Linked DNA regions of Homo sapiens: region 1 is linked to region 2. The links are chromatin contacts, found by Hi-C or POLR2A ChIA-PET in ENCODE. All regions are on one chromosome and are shown on one strand. Each heading gives the region's core, a stretch centred on a gene start or an enhancer-like site at or near the end of the contact. The rest is flanking DNA. Distances are from core to core; before and after follow the strand shown.

Region 1 (5,179 bases), core at 549-3,048, 140 kb after region 2:
TACAATTTGATACCATAGTTAGGGTGGGAACAGTGCAGGGGAGCAGAAAAGCCAACTGTGATTAGGACCCAGTTGTTGCAGACAGGCAACTTGGAAACACCAACCAACTAAAAATGTTAACAAACTATAGAACATTAATTGGTTTAACTGTCATGGCTTTGTTGAACCTTTAGCATTTGTTCAAATATCTAGTGCTATCATTACGGTTTTGGATCGGGCACAACATGTAAATCAGAACAGTAGTTGTAGACTCTTCACATCAGTGGTTTCCAAACTTGGTGTGTATGCCTGAATTGCCATAAAAGACTTGTTAAAAGTCCCAGCCCTCACAAGCCAGAATCCTCCTTTGGGTGAGAGCTGGTACTGCAAAATGGCATGGTAGGACCTGGGCTGACACTCCTGGTAATTCCAGCTCTGCCACTTCGTTGCTGTCTGACTGTGGATGTGATGAACACCTGGTTCAATTTCATCTCCTGCATTTTACACTGTTGTTTTGATGGCTTTGCAGATATAGTAATCCTCTTTATCTGCAGTCAATCGTGGTCTGAAAATATTAAACGGGAAACTATAGAAATACTATTCTTAAGTTTCTTTTTGTTTGTCTGCTTTTTGAGACAGAGGGTTGTTCTGTCACCCAGGCTGGAGGGCAGTGGAGCGATCATAGCTCACTGGAGCCTTAAACTCCTGGGCTCAAGCCATCTTCCCACCTCGGCCTGCCGAGTAACTGGGACTTACAGGAGTGTACCACCATGCCCAGGTAATGTATTAAATATTTTGTAGCGACTGGGTTTCAACATGTTGCCCAGGTTGGTCTCAAAACTCCTGGCCTTAAGCAGTCTTCCTGCCTCAGCCTCCCAGAGTTCTGGGATTACAGGCATGAGCCACTGCACCCTGCCATAAGTTTTAAATTGCGTGCTGTTTGGATTAGCTTGATGAAGCTTGTGCTATCCCACCCAGGAAGTGAATCATCGCTTTGTCCAGGGTTTCTACACCATAGATGCTACCTGCCCGTTAGTCACTTAGTAGCTGTCTTGGTTATCACATCAATGTTGCAATGCTTGTGTTCAAGTAACTCATAATTGACTTAATAATGGTCCCAAAGCACAAGATGCTGGCAATTTGGTTATGCCACAGAGAAGCTCTTGAAGTGAAAAGGTAAAAATTGTTGACTTAATAAGGAAAGTGAAAAAATTGTATGCCGAGGTTGCTAAAATTTGTGAGAACATATTTTCTATCTTTGAAATTGTGAAGAAGGAAAAAGAAAATCATGCTAATTTTGCTGTGACACCTCATACTGCAAAAGGTAAAAGCCACAGTATATGATGAGTGGTTAGTTACAATGGAAAAAGCATTAAATTTGTAGGTGGAAAACATGAACATCATCAATGTGTCCTGACGGATGACAAGTTTGGTACTTGCTGTGTTTCAGGCATTCACTGGGGGTCTTGGGGCCTACCCCCCATGGATAAGTGGGTACTACTATACTTTGCTTTCAATTCCTGCAACACCATAAAGCCTTCACCTCCACGTGAGCTGTTATCCTACCTGCAAGAATTCAGACTTTCGAATTGCTAACTGACCCCCAACTTCCTAGCCCTTCCCTGCTGTCCTCATTTTCACCATAGCAGTCCTTTGCCCTTCCCCTAGGTACCCCTGTGTATTCCTGGTTAACCTCTTTCTGACCACCGACCTCTGCCCACCCAAGCCCTTGAACAATATTTTTCTTGATCTTTTTACCTGCTCATGTTTCCTTATTTTGTCTGCTTATGTGGCCATTTGGCTTTTCTGTGGCATAGATGAAGAAGGTGATGACTGCAGGCGAATAAAGGAAGATGCCAGCTTTTGATTTGTTATGAGAAACATTGTACTTGAAAGAAAGAATTGTTTCATCGTTCAAATACTGGTACCAATACTGGTAGTTTCGCTCTGAGGAGCTTCTTCCGATGCACACTGGTGAGGTTTGGTTTGGTGGCAGAAGGAAAGAAATGTGTTATGAATATACCTTATTCTAGAAAATTTTTAGAGGATATTAATATATACATGGATTAATGGATGTTATCTAAAATGCTTTCCTTGAAGGACCAGGTCTCAGAGATCTTATGTAACTCTTTCTTCCTTTCTACTCTGCTGGCTGCAGATTCTCCTGTGAGAGGAAGTGGTCGGTGCTTTAGAGAACTGTTTTCCAGTTAGAAATTTCAAACTTTGTAGCCTTTTTTTTTTTTTTTTTTTTAAATCTTTGACTTCATTTCGCTCTGTTGCCCAGGCTGGAGCGCAGTGATGCGATCTCGGCTCACTGCAACCTCTGCCTCCTGGGTTCAAGTGATTCTCCTGCCTCAGCCTCCCGAGTAGTTATTACAGGTGTGTTTCACCACACCCAGCTAATTTTTGTATTTTCAGTAGAGATGGGTTTTTACCATGTTGGCCAGGCTGGTCTCGAACTCTTGACCTCAAGTGATCTGCCCGCCTCAGCCTCTCAGAGTGCTGGGATTACAGGCATGAGTCACCCATGCCTGGCCATAGGCTTTTAAAAAATAATTTCAGTCTTCAGAAATCCATGAAGATGGAAATAGAAATTGATAACAAAAGCAGAAATTGCTTTTGGACATTTTGAAGCTAACTCTGCTTGGGCAGCTTCTTGTAGCAAAAGTTGCATTTAGTGTGTTTTGTTCCTGGCTTTTTTTTTTTTTTTTGAGATGGAGTTTCACTCTTGTTGCCCATGCTAGAGTGCAGTGGTGTGATCTCGGCTCACTGCAGCCTCCACCTTCCAGGTTCAAGCGATTCTCCTGCCTCAGCCTCCCAAGTAGCTGAGATTACAAGCGCGTGCCACCACGCGCAGCTTAATTTTTGTATTTTTAGTATAGCTGGTGTTTCACCATGTTGGCCAGGATGGATTTGTCAGTCTCTTGACCTCGTGATCCACCTACCTCAGCCTCCCAAAATGCTGGGATTACAGGCATGAGCCACCACGCCTGGCCCCTGGCTCTTTTCTAGAAACAAGTGTCCCATTCTTGATCTGGGAGAACATTAAGTACAAAAATATACCTTTTAACTTTTGCCAGTTTAAAGCCATCAATGTCCTGGTGAAAGAAGATGTGGAATTCTTAGTATCAGCTGTTTAGTACCATTTGCAACAACTCTGAAATGCTTAGCCAGCCCTGAGTGAAGATGAAAATCTGCATTTAAATGTAATTTGTCTTACATGATGAGTGGAGATTTTTGTCATCAGAAATTGATTTGAAAAAATCAACAGATTAACATTTTTCTCCAAAGTGGAGGTGGCTGTTTGAGTGTAAAGGTAATGTGCTCCTCTAAGAGTCACAGTTAAGTATAAGGAAACAAAAACATCTGTAATCCCACCACATGGAACAACTTGCTAATATTTGTGTATATTCCTTTCTGCTTCATGTGTAACCATTTTTACATTTAAATCTTTACTCCTTTGGGAATCTCTTGGAAGAGGAGATGTAGAGATCTTAATTCTCACCAAAATTTTTCTGGCTCTTACCATTTAGTGAATTGTTCATCTTTTTGCCACTGAATTTTATAATGCCATATTTGTCAAAATTGTTCATTTCTGGTGTCTGTTTCATTGATCGGTTTAGTCCTATTCCAGCACCCCACTGTTAATACTGTATTTTTATAACATGCTTTTCAAGACTGTAAAGGCAAGTCTCTTGTCATTTGTGTTTTAGGGGAAGGGACATTTCTTGTGTATTTATTTATTTTTATGAATAAAAACGGGATTGTTTATATTAAATGCTCCCCAGCCTCCCCTTCCCACCTCAAAAACAACAACAACAACAACAACCCTGGACTTGTTTAAATAGGAGAGAATGCATGAATGCAAGTCTTTACATTAAGGCTCCCATAGACTGTTTATTCAAATTCTTTTTTTCTCTGTAAAATTATTTTTCTCATTTAGGTCCTGTACTCGTGCTAACCACTGTAATAGTGATTGTTGTATAAATGGGAAAAATCTTTCAGGAAAGTGAATTAGCAAAAATCATGAAAACTTCTTCATGTTTTGTTTGTTTTTTTTTTTAAAGACAATTTTGCTCTTGTTGCCCAGGCTGGAGTGCGGTGGTGTGATCTCAGCTCACTGAAACCTCCGCCTCCTGAGTTCAAGCGATTCTCCTGCTTCAGCCTTTTTGGTAGCTGGGATTAGTTGCCCACCACCACGACCAGCTAATTTTTTGTATTTTTGGTAGAGACAGAGTTTTCCCATGTTGGCCAGGCTGGTCTCGAACTCCTGGCCTCAGGTGATTCACCTTCCTTGGCCTCCCAAAGTGCTGGGATTATAGGCGTGAGCCACCGCGCCTGGCCAAAACTTTGCTCTGGACTCAGAAATCCCATCCCTAAACAGAATCTGTGAGTTACAGTTGACAAAATCCTTTCCTTGCATGAGAATTTGACTTTTGTTTAACTTTCTAGCTCTGTTTCCCTGGGAGCTAGATAAGGCAGAACATAACATTTGTTTCTGGGCATGGTCCTTGTGGTAAAATGTCCCCTGGTTGGTAAATTACATTTGGATGGGAAAGAGCCATGGATAAGTGATGGGCCACCCAGGCTTTTGTTTCATGGAACACAGTGACTCTGCTGGGCATGTCCTTATGGGGAGCCTAAGGAGCTGTCAAAAGAGATACTTGCACCCCCAGGATTGAGCATTCTGAGTCAAGGTATTGAGTCGGCACAGTCTCCCTGTGCCTGAGCCATCTTCTGTATGGACTCTTGCAAGAACTGCTGCTGCTGATGACCTGCCACTGCCCTGCCTGCCAGCTTTGTCTGTCCCAGTCTTTCTCAGTGGGCTTGTGCCACATGTGGCCTGTGATAATCTTACGAGTCAGAATCTAGAAAGATCTACCCACCCATCAACCCTCACACAGGTGTTGCTGTATCTCAAGGAAGTAATCCCATAGATTACAGCATTTTTTCCAAATTTTTGTTATATTAAATAAAGAGCGGGAATGGCTATTTAAATGCTTAATTCACTCAGAGGAATATTAGACATTAAGACGTAAGGTGGTCTCACGGTCACTGCTTTGTGACACGTGTGGGTAGAGACTCAAAGGGAAGGAAACAAACATGAATTCTATCATGTAGGAGTCTGGAGGTTGAAGTGTATTTCCTGTTTTTTTTCTTTTTAATATTATTAAACAGCATTGGTACACCAGTGAAACCT
Region 2 (4,853 bases), core at 148-2,647:
TGATCTATCTTTCCACAAGCCTTTGAGTAAAACTTTATTTCATCATGGACAACGCATGAAAGAAAATAGGAGTCATTTCAGAAACGTAATCTCTATAAACCCATCTTTATAGCTCCATATTCAGTCAGAGAACGAAGTGTGCTTAGAAGAAATGTGACACTATAATGACTATTCTCTCAACAAATAATTAGGTAATCATTTAATGAAATTGTTTAACAACAATAGTAATAAAAACCAAACCTCTGTGTATGTACATTCCCTTTACTCCCAAACCCAACATTTTCTTTGGTGATCACTGAAATACCTGGAAACATTTAAGCCAAACACAGCCATTTATTGCCGAGGTGTAAGAATGAGAAGCAGCAGGGGGAAGGGAGAAAATTGGACTTTCCTTTTCTGTACAGCATAAGAGAACTTATATTACGTGCAGGAGTTTTAAAACTAACTTTAAAAAGAGTTTTAACATTTAGAAAGCGTTCACTAGGAACCTTAAAATGCATCACATTCATAGGGATTTCAAGTGATTACCAACTTAAAAATGCGAAACCTGTTACATTTCTGATGGTTCTCTATGTCTAGAAAGAAGCACCTACAACGGACCAGATACTGAATTAAGAGAATGAAATTCACTTTAATTCATTTATTTGTCCTCTACTTGAGCCACCTCGTCGGGCCGTGAGAAATGAAGTCTGGCGCCCGCTGGCACCGGGCCGAGGGGCTGCCGCGCTCGCCTTACGGAAGGGAGGTGCGTTCTACCGGCCCGAGGTCTCCCGAGCGGTGCCGAGAACGGCCCAAACAGGGGCAAGCTCCGAGGCTGGTCGGCCGCGGATCCCAGCAGCTGCCCACGTGAGCAGCGACCCGCGCGGGGGCAGGCCGGTGCTGACGTGGCCCAGGCAGGAGGGCGGGCGCGCACCGGGGGCAGCGGAGGCGCCGGGGCCCCTGGCCACCCAGGACTCCTCGCGGGCCCCGAGGCAATCCCACGGACCCCCTGTGCCCCGCCCGCCGCCCGGGTCTCCGCATTTCCTGAGGCCTAGAGGGGCGCGGGCGGAGTCGGGGGACCGCCAGGAAGGGAGGCGGGAAGGGTCCCGGGAGCGGCGGCGAGGGGTCGCCCACACTCACCTGCACGCCCAGGTGCGCCAGCCGGGCCTCGAGCTCAGGCTCCAAAGCCAGCAGGAAAGAGGTAGCTCGGGACGTGGAGCCGCCGCCCAGGTGCGCCAGGACCACCTCGGCCGTCACCTTAGCCAGGTGGCTGCTTAGGTCCACTGTGCGCTTCACGTCCTCATTGATCAGCGGCGGTGCCTCGGAGGAGGCGCTGCCCGGCGCCGGGGCCCAAGTCCCAAGCAACAGGAGCAGAAACAAGCCGGCGGCTGGCGCCTCCATGACCGGGAAGAGCAGTGCGCCAGGGCGGGTAGGGCCCGGGCGCGGTAGCCCGCCCTCCCGCCACTGAGCAGCCGTTCATTGGGCAAGGGCTGGTGACACAAGATGGCGGCGCCGAACAAGGAAGGACCCTGTCTCCGGGGCAACCGGGAAGCCGACCCGGCGCCTGATTGCTAAAGCCCTCTCAGAGCTGCTCGGGATATCCTTCTGTTCGTAGTGCGAGTGTACTTACTTTTTTTTTTTTTTTTTTTTTTTTTTTTTTTTTTTTTTGAGACGGAGTCTCGCTCTGTCGCCCAGGCTGGAGTGCAGTGGCACGATCTCAGCTCACTGCAAGCTCCGCCTCCCGGGTTCACACCATTCTCCTGCCTCAGCCTCCCGGGTGGCTGGGACTACAGGCGCCCGCCACCACGCCCGGCTAATTTTTTTTTATATTTTTAGTAGAGATGGGGTTTCACTGTGGCCTCCATCTCCTGACCTCGTGATCCGCCCACCTCGGCCTCCCGAAGTGCTGGATTACAAGCGTGAGCCACTGCGCCCAGCCGCGAGTGTACTTATTATTACTAGTTTTCACTTACCTAATTTTTACAGGAGCGGCCCTTGCCTAGGTCTCTACTCTCTCCTACCATTCTTCCTGTCCAATAATTCTGCTCGTTTTGCTCCTTAAAACAGTGAAATTTTGCTCAGATTGAGAAAGTAAAAGTTGGCCTTCCCCAACATCCACGGATGAATGCTAAAATTAGTAGGCAGAACTTGAAGCCGAAACAGGATATATGCAAAGTTTCAAAACATCTCTACTAAAATGTTTAGTAATTAGGCCGGGCACGGTGACTCACGCCTGTAATTCCAGCGCTTTAGGAGGCCGAGGCGGGTGGATCACCTGAGGTCAGGAGTTCGAGACCAGCCTGGCCAACATGGTGAAACCCCGTCTATACTAAAGATACAAAAAATTAGCCGGGCGTGGTGGCAGGCGCCTGTAATTCCAGCTACTTGGGGTGGCTGAGGCAGGAGAATCGCTTGAACCTGGGAGGCGGAGGTTGCAGTGAGCTAAGATCGCGCCATTGCACTCCAGCCTAGGCGACAGGGTGAGACTCCTTCTCAAAATAAATAAATAAATAAATAAAATAAAATTAGCCGGGTGTGGTGGTGCGTGCCTGTAATCCCAGCTACTCCAGAGGCTGAGGTACCAGAATCATTTGAACCCGGGAGGCAGGAGATGCAGTGAGCCAAGATCGTGCCACTGCACTCCAGCCTGGGCGACTGGGCGAGACTCCCTCTCAAAAGGAAATTAAAAAATAAAAATAAAATGTTTAGTAATTACAAAGGAAAAAATAGTTTACAGTGGAGAATCCTGGCAGGCACCACTTTAAACAAGTGATCAAAGTTAACATCACCACATATAAAATATAGTAACATTAGGTATCTACTAATAGGATCCATTGAGAAAGGCACATCACTTCTGTGGTATTGCCACAAAATTATTGAAAATCCATTACCTCAATCTAGTCATAAATATCAGACAAGGCCAGGCACAGTGGCTCATGCCACCAATCCCAGCACTTTGGGAGGCCAAGTAGGGAGGATCCCTTGAGCCAAGGAGTTCAAAACTAGACCGGGCAACAGGGTAAAACCCCATCTCTACAAAAAATCAAAAATCAGCCGGGCCTGGTGACAAGTGCCTGTGTTACAGGAAAGGGGTCTGGATCCTGACCCCAAGAGAGGGTTCCTGGATCTCACGCAAGAAAGAATTCAGGATGAGTCCGCAGTGCAAAGTGAAAGCAAGTTTATTATTTTTTATTTTATTTATTTATTTATTTGAGATGGAGTCTCGCTCTGTTGCCCAGGCTGGATTGCAGTGGCGCAGTCTTGGCTCACAGCAACCTGTGCCTCCCGGGTTCAAGCAATTCTCTGCCTTAGCCTCCCAAGTAGCTGCGATTACAGGCGCCCGCCACCACGCCCGGCTAATTTTTGTATTTTTAGTAGAGACGGGGTTTCAACATCTTGGCCAGGCTGGTCTTGCACTCCTGACCTCGTGACCCACCTGCCTCAGCCTCCCAAAGTGCTGGGATTACAGGCATGAGCCACCGCCCCCAGCCAGCAAGTTTATTAAGAAAGTAAAAGAATAAAAGAATGGCTACTCCATTGACAGAGCAGCCCGAGGACTGCTGGTTGCCCATCTTTATGGTTATTTCTTGATGATATGCTATACAAGGGGTGGATTATTCATGCCTCCCCTTTTTAGACCATATAGGATAACTTCCTGATGTTGCCATGGCATTTGCAAACTGTCATGGCGCTGGTGGGAGTGTAGTAGTGAGGACTCATTGCCATTTTGGTTTTGGTGGGTTTTGGCCGGCTCCTTTACCGCAACCTGTTTTATCAGTAAGGTCTTTATGACCAGTATTTTGTGCCGACCTTCTATCTCATCCTGTTGAGAGGTGACAGCGTGCGCCCTCCCTCGCTCTCGGCGCCTCCTCGGCCTTGGCGCCCACTCTGGCCGCGCTTGAGGAGCCCTTCAGCCCACCGCTGCACTGTGGGAGCCCCCTTCTGGGCTGGCCAAGGCCGGAGCCGGCTCCTTCAGCTTGCAGGGAGGTGTGGAGGGAGAGGCGCGAGCGGGAACCGAGGCTGCGCACGGCGCTTGCGGGCCAGCTGGAGTTCTGGGTGGGCCTGGGCTTGGCGGGCCCCGCACTCGGAGCGGCCGGCCGGCCGGCCCTGCCAGCCCTGGGCAATGAGGGGCTTAGCACCCCGGCCAGCGGCTGCGGAGGGTGTGCTGGGTCCCCCAGCAGTGCCGGCCCACGGGCGCTGCACTCGATTTCTCGCCGGGCCTTAGCTGCCTCCCCGCAGGGCAGGGCTCGGGACCTGCAGCCCGCCATGCCTGAGCCTCCCCCTCCTCCGTGGGCTGCTGTGCGGCCCCAGCCTCCCCGACGAGCGCCGCCCCCTGCTCCAAGGCGCCCAGTCCCATCGACCACGCAAGGGCTGAGGAGTGCGGGCGCACGGCCGGGGACTGGCAGGCAGCTCCCCCTGCCGCCCGGGTGCAGGATTCACTGGGTGAAGCCAGCTGGGCTCCTGAGACTGTTGGGGACTTGGAGAATCTTTATGTCTAGCTAAGGGATTGTAAATACACCAATCGGCAGTCTGTATCTAGCTCAAGGTTTGTAAACACACCAATCAGCACCCTGTGTCTAGCTCAGGGTTTGTGAATGCACCAGTTGACACTCTGTATCTAACTACTCTGGTGGGGACTTGGAGAACCTTTGTGTGGACACTCTGTATCTAGCTAATCTAGTGGGGACGTGGAGAACCTTTGTGTCTAGCTCAGGGATTATAAAGACACCAATCAGCACACTGTCAAAACAGACCTCTCCCCTCTCTGTAAAATGAACCAATCAGCAGGATGTGGGTAGGGCCAGATAAGAAAATAAAGGCAGGCTGCCAGAGCCAGCAGTGGCAACCCGCTGGGGTCTCCTTCCACACTGGAG

What was found. A loop is a pair of places that touch in the nucleus more often than their neighbours do. ChIA-PET counts read pairs that join two places held with the same protein, here RNA polymerase II (POLR2A). Pooled maps may share reads with other maps.
Region 1: a pooled map shows a loop between it and region 2 (6-fold over the local background). The contact joins the enhancer-like site here to the promoter of RPN1 in region 2. A Hi-C loop is called at or near these places in 1 of 168 maps with a recorded cell type or tissue (mammary epithelial cell), 5 of 37 single-sample maps with no recorded cell type and 16 of 50 pooled maps. POLR2A ChIA-PET finds 5 or more read pairs at or near these places in 18 of 52 experiments (A673, AG04449, CD4-positive, alpha-beta T cell and 13 more).

The regions. Positions count from the first base shown.
Region 1 is chr3:128,787,118-128,792,296 of GRCh38, forward strand. The region is part of intron 1 of RAB7A (RAB7A, member RAS oncogene family); the gene reads left to right. Among named protein-coding and RNA genes, the nearest start is that of MIR12124, 57 kb to the right of the region's middle. Within about 2 kb of position 1,799, at least 10 of the 41 ENCODE cell types and tissues checked have a DNase peak (open chromatin) inside an H3K27ac peak, as active enhancers do; they include CD4-positive, alpha-beta T cell and mammary epithelial cell, where a contact is called at or near this core.
Region 2 is chr3:128,649,421-128,654,273 of GRCh38, forward strand. It overlaps RPN1 (ribophorin I), which reads right to left and starts at 1,398. Exons shown (of 10, transcript NM_002950.4): 1 at 1,120-1,398. The coding sequence starts at 1,380. RefSeq lists enhancers at 622-691, 1,362-1,631, 1,792-1,871 and a silencer at 842-1,111.